Regions from separate parts of the Homo sapiens genome. Here region 2 is linked to region 1. Evidence: chromatin contacts called from ENCODE Hi-C or POLR2A ChIA-PET data. All regions are on one chromosome and are shown on one strand. Each heading gives the region's core, a stretch centred on a gene start or an enhancer-like site at or near the end of the contact. The rest is flanking DNA. Distances are from core to core; before and after follow the strand shown.

Region 1 (4,387 bases), core at 1,492-3,991:
TCTGAGGCTGCCTCTGGAGTTAACCCCACAGGGGATATCTGAAGTATTCATCGTCTGCCCCAATCATGCTGCGTAGCTGAGGAGGGTGGAGTAAGCTAAAAGCGAATTCTGCCCACAGGGAAGACAACGGATGCCTGGTAACTTGGAGCTAAGCCCACAAATTCCAGAACTCTTTTGAAATTTCTGATTATGTGGCCAAAGTCTGGGAAATGTTTGGGTCTACTTGGCTCTGAGAAAACACATTCTCTTTCAAGAATCTGGTAGAACCAAGGATGAGAGCCATCATCAGTGACGTAAACTGGAAGTCAGGATTTAGAGGTGTCCTGACTGAATGGACATCCCACAGAGTTCCAGCCCTCAACAAATACTAGCTGAATGAATAAATCCCTATTCTCAAGTATTTGATCAACCACCAAACCTGGAGCGCTAACTAGATGAATAAAAGAAGGTTCCAAAAAACATCATCAAACAACAAATGATGGTATGAGGAAAGCTATTTATAACATATAAGACAACATGTATCTCTAACATTCGAAGAACTCCTACAATTTGATAAGAAAAAAAACTGAGAAAAGGTTATGAACAGGAAATTCACAGAAGAGGAAACCAGAATGGCCGGTAAATACATGAAAAAGGCCAGACATGGTGGCTCACGCCTGTAATCCCAACACTTTGGGAGGCCAAGGCGGATGGATCACTTGCACCCAGGAGTTCGAGACCAACGTGGCCATCAAGGCAAAACCCCATCTCTACCAAAAACATAAAAATGAGCCGGGTAACAAAAATTAGCCGAGTGTGGTGGCATGCGCCGGTGGTGCCAGCTACTTGGGGGGCTGAGGTGGGAGGATCACTTGAGCCCGGGAAGCAGAGGTTGCAGTGAGCCAAGATCACACTATTGCACACCAGCCTGACTGACAGAGTGAGACCTTGCCTCGAAAAACAAACAAACAAACAAACAACCACAAAATGAAAAAATTTCAACTTTTCCAGCAATCAGGAAAATATACATGAAAATAATGCACCCATGATCTCATCTAATTCTTCCAATAACCTGGGAGGTAGAATAATTATTTCATAAGTAAGGATATTAAAGTTTAGAGAGGTTTTAATTCAACCAGTAATTGACAGAGCTGCAACTTGAACATAAATCTGGATAATAATAAAGTCTGTGTTTATTCTAACTTGCTGCTCTAGTGGAATACTTGTGTGGTGGCTCAGGTCCTTTTGGGCAAGTCGCCTAACCTCTTAAGACTCAGTTTTCTCATCTGTAAAATGGGAGTCATAAAAGTACCATCACATAAGGTTACTGTAAGAATTCAATGAGATAATACATACAAAATTCTCAGAATAGTGCTAATACTCAACTATTTGATTCATTCATTCAAGAAATATTTATGGAACTCATACCCTGGCCAGGTACTGCTCTAGACTTTGGAAATACAGCAGTGAACCAAAGCACCCTTGCTCCCAGGGGGCTTGGAGGAGACAGAATATAAAAGAGATAAATAAATAAAAATACATAGTAGGACAGGCGCGGTGGCTCACACCTGCAATCCCAGCACTTTGGGAAGCCAAGGCGGGCGGATCACTTGAGGCCAGGAGATCGAGACCATCCTGGCCAACATGGTGAAATCCTGTCTCTACTAAAAATACAAAAATTAGCCGGGCGTGGTAGCACACGTCTGTAGTCCCAGCTACTCAGGAGGCTGAGGCAGGAGAATGGCTTGAACCCGGGAGGTGGAGGTTGCAGTGAGCCGAGATCACGCCACTGCACGCCAGCCTGGGCGACAGAGCAAGACTCAGTCTCAAAAAAAAATAAATGTGTATATGTATATATATATATAGTATACTGGATCGTGATAAGTGCTGAGGAGAAAAATCAAGCAGGAAAGACGGTGGAGGGAATTTAGATTTTAGAGAGGCAAGGCCTCCCTGACAGGTGATATTTGAGTGAGGAGCTGAGGGAAGTGAGGAAGTAAGCCATTCACATATCTGGAAAAAAAGCATTCCTGGTAGAGAAATCCTAAGCAAGGTTCAAGGAACAGAGAAAAAGGCCAGTGTGGCTGGCATGGAGTGAGTGAGGAGGGTGTTGGAGAGATGTGTGGTAAGCAGCTAAGAGCAGAGATGATGGGGGCCCTACAGGGACTGCCTGCACTTTGCACTTTGCCTTTACCCTGAGAGAAACGGGAAGCCGCTGGAGGACTGTGGGGAGTGAGATAATCTGGCTCATATTTTAAAAGGATCAGTCAGGTGGCAGTGTTGAGAATATACTGAAAGAAGACAGGACTCCTCTGCCAGAAGCCCAGTCAGGAGGCTCTTGCAAGAATCCAGGGACAAAATGATAACGGGTCCGACCAGGGTAGTCAGATTCTAGATACATTTTTAAAACAGAACCAAGAATTTGCTGAAGGCTTAGCTGTGGGATGTGAGACAATGCAAGGAGTTATGGGTGACTCCAAGGTTTTGGCACAAGTAACTGGAAGAACTAAGTTGTCATTTACAGAGAAAAGTGTCCAGAACAGAGGTTTCCTGACTACAGGCACTGCAGAACAACGAGAAATTTAAGGTACTCTGGAATCCAATCAGAAAGGCAAGTGGGGTGGTTGACATCAGGAAAGTGCATTGGTCACTGTGTTTCAGGGCACGATTTCAATCCCTGGGAGGCAGGCTGATAAAAACAAGGCACAGGGAAACGAGGCAGGTTACCATGGGATTCTGGCACGCAGGAGCCAGACAAGAGTCCAGTTATCAGAGCTGAGGCACAAGGCCAGCAATGGTGACTTGAGGCCAAATTACAGAGTGTGAGGCAGCCTCAGTCCCTCTGCCTCAGTTCAGGCTGGGTCCTAGAGATGGGTGAGAGGCTGGCTAGTCAGGTTCAAGTGGCCCCAGGAGACCCAGGGGAAAAGGCTACAGAGCCAGAAACCAGACAGACCCGGCTCTGTCTGTACTCCACCATATTACCAGGGTGATCTCAGCATATTACAGGCTGATTCTATGCCTTTAACAGATCACTATGTGAAAGGTCCAGATGTGCAGATGTACGAGCCCCTCAAAGAGGGGCACCATTTGTACGTGTCTGAGACCTTAGTTGGGGGCTGGGGAAGCCAGGCCCTGAGATAGGAAGGGGGCGTGCTAGTTTGTCACAAGACTGTAAAACAAAAGCAAGAAACGTTCTGGGGACCAGATGGGAGACAAATGCAGCTACCACCACCTCCCTGTCAGCAAAGGGCGAGAAAGCAACCTCAAGGGGAACAGCTCAAAATGTGGGGGAGAGAGAAGCTGCTCCTAGACTGTGAGGGGGTGCTGGCAGTGTAGGCGGTCCTACCTAGAAGTACAAGGTTAAGGAAAGATGCTAAGCTAAACTTGCGATTGTTCTAAGCTAAATTTGCTAAGTTTGTTCTCAGACTCCCAGACACTGATTAAAATTGTTTTCTACACATTTTCTTCCCTAGCTAGAGTATAAGACATTCCTGCCAAAGAGAACTTTTAAAATTAAAGCAAGTAAGGGGCAAACATCTGTAGAAGCTCGGTCTGATAATTTGATTAATGTATTTATTTTTCATATTGTATTATAAAGATATATATATATATATATATATATATATATATATATATATAGCCATGTGGTGATTATAAAGAGAATAATTCCAATGGTTGGCACTAAAAATGAAATTAGATTTATTTTCTAGAAATGACAAGTCAATACATACTATTAAGCAATTAGAAAGTAGTCATTGAAAAGTAGTAGACCGTTGTAAACCTTCTATTTTAATATGAAAGTATCTATATCAACTCTCAGTATTTTCTTGAGTCATATTTCTCTGACGGCTGTAGATTTTCTGTGCATAATTGTATACCATAAATTAATGGCCCTTTTGATTTTCACAAAAGCTGTCCATTTTCAAACAAATTAAGTTTTTAAGTCAATATATAAGACGTATTACACAGAGATCCATGAAGCCCCAATGAAACATTTGCTAGGCAGCCTTGGTCACTCACCAGCCTCTAGGCCCGTGTGATTAAATTTTGTGCTTCAGTAAATATGCAAACTACTTTATGTCATGAACTTTGGAGTCATTCTTGAACAGTCAACATACACTTGGAACGTCAGATCTGAAAAAGCTAAGGATCTCCTATCCTTAAGGTAATAAATATCCAAATCCATCAGTGTCAGAAGTTTTGCTAAGGTAAATATCATTGCCAAAAAGTAATGAAACCACATCTATTAACAACGGTGGCGATATTTCTACCCTTTGGTTTCAGAATTCTACTTGTGGAAATCTATGATCAGAAATATGGATGACTCATACATAAAAGTGTTTATTACCATATTATTCATTAAAAAAATCAGAATCAACTAAAATGTCCGTTGGGGAAATGCTTGTAA
Region 2 (4,270 bases), core at 1,727-4,226, 500 kb after region 1:
AGGCTAAACCCTTCTGTTTATGTCCTGGCACAGGGCCATCCAGGGCAGGAAGAGAGCCTGCCAGGTGTGCGTCACCTGTGTGCCAGGGCTGCCTCCCCACCCAACCCAAGGCCCCTCTGTCATCCGCCTGGGGCCCCACTGGGGCCCCTCCCTTCTTAGAGCAGGGCCTCTCCCACCACTTGTGCTAAGGACTCAGAACAAAAGCTCCCCCCATGTCCAGGAGAAAGGGGAGCTCAGACTGCCCCAGGCTGGCAAGATGAGGGGCGACCACTGGCTGGGATGTGGCGTGGCCTCCCACCAGGATGCCCTCGGTCCCCAGGGTGGGGAGAAAGTCAATGTGAAAGGCGGGGAAATAGACACAGATGAGCTGCCTGATTGTAGTTGTGCTGGGAGTGGGGGAAGGGAGGACATATCAGAGAGAGAGAGAGAGAAAGGGAGAGGGAGAGAAGAAATGAAGAGACAGGGAAGGGGGGGCAGAGGAGGAGCCTGAGTGAGGGGGAGGGAGAGAGAATGAGGCTGTGGAGGCCAAGAAACAAAGGCGGGAGGGGGAGGGGCGTGCAGTGACACCGGAAGCCCAGGACTGCCCTATTTCCCAGGGCTCGGCACCTCCACCTCCCAGGCCTGAGGGCCAGGCCAGCCCCTGGGGAGGGAACAAAGACTCATCGTCTGGGGGCCAGCAGGGGACCTTCCCCACCCAAGCAGGGACGCCGTCTCCTCAGAGCTCTGGAATCTCTAACTGTGACTTCACCTACGGCTTTGCCCCATGGGTCCTGTAAAGGCTGGGCAAGTCGCCTGGCTCCTCCACCTGTCTCCATTTCCTGATCTGTAAAATGGGCACAAGAGCCTACTTGGAACGGGAACTATTGACCTACCTGCTGGTTACCAGGGTCCCTTCCCCAAGCTGTGACAGCACCTCCTCTCATCCCACACTGCTCACAACAGTGCTCCTTTCCTCTCATGGGGACCCCATCACTCTAGGAGCAGAGGAGGGTCGGGTGGGATCAGGGTGGCTGGTGTCCCTTGGGACACAGATCTCAGGGCAGAGAGTGGGTGAAGACACCCAAAACCTGGTCTCGCACGACAGGAGCCATTTTGAAGGAAGAACCAACAGGACCTTGTGGCCACCTGGACACTCTTTGACTAGTTCCCACCACCAGGGAGATCTCAAACACCAACTGAAGGGCGGGCGCGGAGGCTCACACCAGTAATCTCAGCACTTTGGGAGGCTGAGGCAGGCGGATCACTTGAGCTCAGGAGTTTGTGACCAGCCTGGGTAACGTGATGAGCTCTCATCTCTGCAAAAAAAAATGCAAAAATTAGCTAAGTGTGGTGGCATGCCTGTAGCCCCAGATATTTGGGAGGCTGAGGCAGGAGAATCGCTTGAGCCCAGGAGGCGAAGGTTGCAGTGAGCTGAGATCACGCCACTGCACTCTAGCCTGGGTGACAGGCGTGAAACCCTGTCTCAAAAAACAAAACAAAAAAAAGTATAGAAATAAAGAAAAAGCAAGCAAGCAAACAAACAAAAACAACCAATAGACAGAGGTCTGGGGCTTCTGCCAGGCCAGGCTTGGGACATCACCAACCACCCGTGATCAATGTAATTTGATGACTATTTCCTGAAGGTCCAGTGAGCCCATACTCCCTGACACAGCCTCAGCAGTGCCTCGAACTTATCCTGGAAGGCAGGCTTGCCTGTTGGCTCCTCATCTTGGCCTTGAATCACCAGGTTGCTCAGAGACTGCAGTCTCCAGCCCTGCAGCTGAACCTCTGACTTTTTATTTATTTATTTATTTTTTGAGACAGTGTCTTGCTCTGTTGCTCAGTCTGGAGTGCGGTGGAGCAATACTGGATCACTGCAACCTCTGCCTCCTGGGTTCAAGCAATTCTCCTGCCTCAGCCTCCAAAGTAGCTGGGATTACAGGCGCCCACCACCATGCTCGGCTAATTTTTTATATTTTTAATAGAGACAAGGTGTTCACCATGTTGGCCAGGCTGGTCTCGAACTCCTGACCTCAGGTGATCCACCTGCCTCGTCCTCCCAGAGTGCTGGGATTACAGGCGTGAGCTACTGCGCCCGGCCTGACTTTTTATTTTTTTAAGAGATGGGCCTTCCTCTATTGTCCAGGCTGGAGTGCAGTGGTGCCATCATAGCTCACTGCAGCCTCAAACTCCTGGGCTCAGGCAATCCTCCTGCCTCAGCCTCCCAAGTAGGTGGGACTAAAGGCATGTGCCACCACACCTGTCTAATTTTACATTGTTTTTGTAGAGGTGGAGTCTTGCTAAGTTGCCCAGGCTGGTCTTGAACTTCTGGGGTCAAGCGATCTTCTCACCTTGGCCTCCCAAAGTGCTGGGATGACAGGCCTAAGCCACTGTGCCAGGCTTGAGCCACTGATTTAATGCACATTTACTAAACCTATTAGGTGCTTGCTTGTGGGTAGATAGAAGGGGCAAATTAAAGTTCTCACCCTTGGGGAGTTGACTTGCGTAAGCTCAGTCCACATGAAGCACCCGGATCTCTGGGAGGCGGGGGCTGCAGTATGGGGGTGGGGTGGGGTGGGGACAGGGACTGAGGACTGGCTTCCGTGGAGGCAGTTCAGGACCCAACAGAGCAAGAGCGGGGAGGGGGCTCCTGACCCTGGGTCTGGCATTCAAGCCCTCCAGGATGTGGCTCTGGGCCTTTTGCCCCTTGGAGTCCAGGGCCCTGGGGCTGGAGAGGCTGAAGCTGGAGTGGGCGGGACAGGTAACCAGGTGGGAGGAGAAGAGGAAGTTCCAGGCCTGTACACCCGCTGTGAAAAACATGCACGGGATTTCACCGCCTAAGGAAACCAGCCTCTTGGTTTCCCCTGTTGTCCTCCTCGCAGGAGGCTTCAAGGGAAACTCTACTCACATGCGCAGAAGGGAAGAGGAAGCGAGAGCTGGAAGGCCTGTGCCTCGGGGCCCCTTGCCACAGTCTCACTTCTGCCCAGCCCACAGGCCTCAGGAGCCAGAGGCCCAGGGAGCTGCCGCCGGCACGGGGGAGGGGCAGGGGAAGTTCGAGAGTCTCTTCCTCCTGCGATCCTGTCTCTGCCTTGCTTCCCCTTTCTCTGTGGACAGATTCACTGAGCCCCACCTCTGGGAGTCAGAGTGGCTGGGCCCCTGACACAGGGCCACCAACCCACAAACCCCCGTGATGCGCACCATACCCGGCCCTGTTAACAGATGAGGAAACTGAGGCCCAGGGAGGGGAAGGGAATGGTCCAAGGTCACACAGTGAGACGGTGGGGGAGCAAGGGCTAGAATGCAGGTCTCCGGCCCCGCAGCCCCCACAGCCTTTTGGTAGGCGGGATGCACTGCCCATGCCTTCATTTGCTGCCCAAGATGGCTCCCAGGCAGGCTCCACTGCCCCTCTGCCCCCAACTCACCGATGTTTCCTACCTTGGGGCCTCTGCACAGGCTGATTCCCCTGCCAGGACTGCCCTTCCCTCGAACTGGGTGAATTTCCCATCATCTTTGAGGATTTAGTGCAAGCACTGCTTCCCTTGAAGTACATGAGGACAGGATGAGGACCCTCTCTCAGCCTGAGACCATCACTGTCGTGGTAAATCATATGCGTCATCTTGGCTAAGCTATGGTGCCCGGCTGTGTGCTTGGCTAAGCTAGATGTTGCTATGAAGGTATCCTGTAGATGTGACTCACATTTACAATCGGTTGACTTTAAGAAAAGCAGATGACCCTCCATAATGTGGGTGGGCATCAATCAGTTGAAGGCCTTAAGGGCAAACATTGAGGCTTCCCAGAGAAAGAATTCTGCCTTGAGACTGTAACTTATGAATCTTGCTGAGTTTCCAGCCCCCGGGTCTGCCCTGCAGATTTTGGACTTGCCAGCCCCCACAATCACAGGAGCCAATTCCTTAAAAGAGACCTCTCTGTGTACGTGTGTGTGTATATGTGTGTATATATATATATATATAAATATATAGTGTCTCCTACTGGTTCTATTTCTTACTCTAGAACCCTGACTGATACAATAATCACACTGTGGATCATCTCCCCTGACAGCCAGGCCACCCACAGGACAGTGACTGCAGAGGAACAGAGGGGGCCCAGCACGGGAGTGTCTCTAGAGAAAGACACCAGCGTACAGAAAAGGGAAGAGAAGGAAACTGACAGTCGCCAAGGGACCAAGACTGAATGCGGTAAGTGAGATGGAGAGTGAAACTCTTGCCTGAGAGTTCTACCAAGGCTTTGCTCTTCTCTGAGCACCTCACTCCCAGGACAGTCCTGCCTCCTC

Evidence for each region. Hi-C counts contacts between places; a loop is a spot of excess contacts on that map. ChIA-PET counts read pairs that join two places held with the same protein, here RNA polymerase II (POLR2A). Pooled maps may share reads with other maps.
Region 2: a loop to region 1 is called in a pooled map, with 2.2 times the contacts of the local background. The contact joins two enhancer-like sites. A Hi-C loop is called at or near these places in 1 of 50 pooled maps. POLR2A ChIA-PET finds 5 or more read pairs at or near these places in 2 of 52 experiments (Panc1 and activated CD4-positive, alpha-beta T cell).

Annotation. Positions count from the first base shown.
Region 1 is chr15:90,556,190-90,560,576 of GRCh38, reverse strand. The region is part of intron 2 of CRTC3 (CREB regulated transcription coactivator 3); the gene reads right to left. Among named protein-coding and RNA genes, the nearest start is that of CRTC3, 28 kb to the right of the region's middle. Within about 2 kb of position 2,741, at least 25 of the 41 ENCODE cell types and tissues checked have a DNase peak (open chromatin) inside an H3K27ac peak, as active enhancers do.
Region 2 is chr15:90,058,382-90,062,651 of GRCh38, reverse strand. The region is part of intron 1 of ZNF710 (zinc finger protein 710); the gene reads right to left. Among named protein-coding and RNA genes, the nearest start is that of ZNF710-AS1, 22 kb to the left of the region's middle. RefSeq lists enhancers at 2,853-2,902, 2,913-2,972, 3,093-3,212, 3,038-3,749. Within about 2 kb of position 2,976, at least 23 of the 41 ENCODE cell types and tissues checked have a DNase peak (open chromatin) inside an H3K27ac peak, as active enhancers do.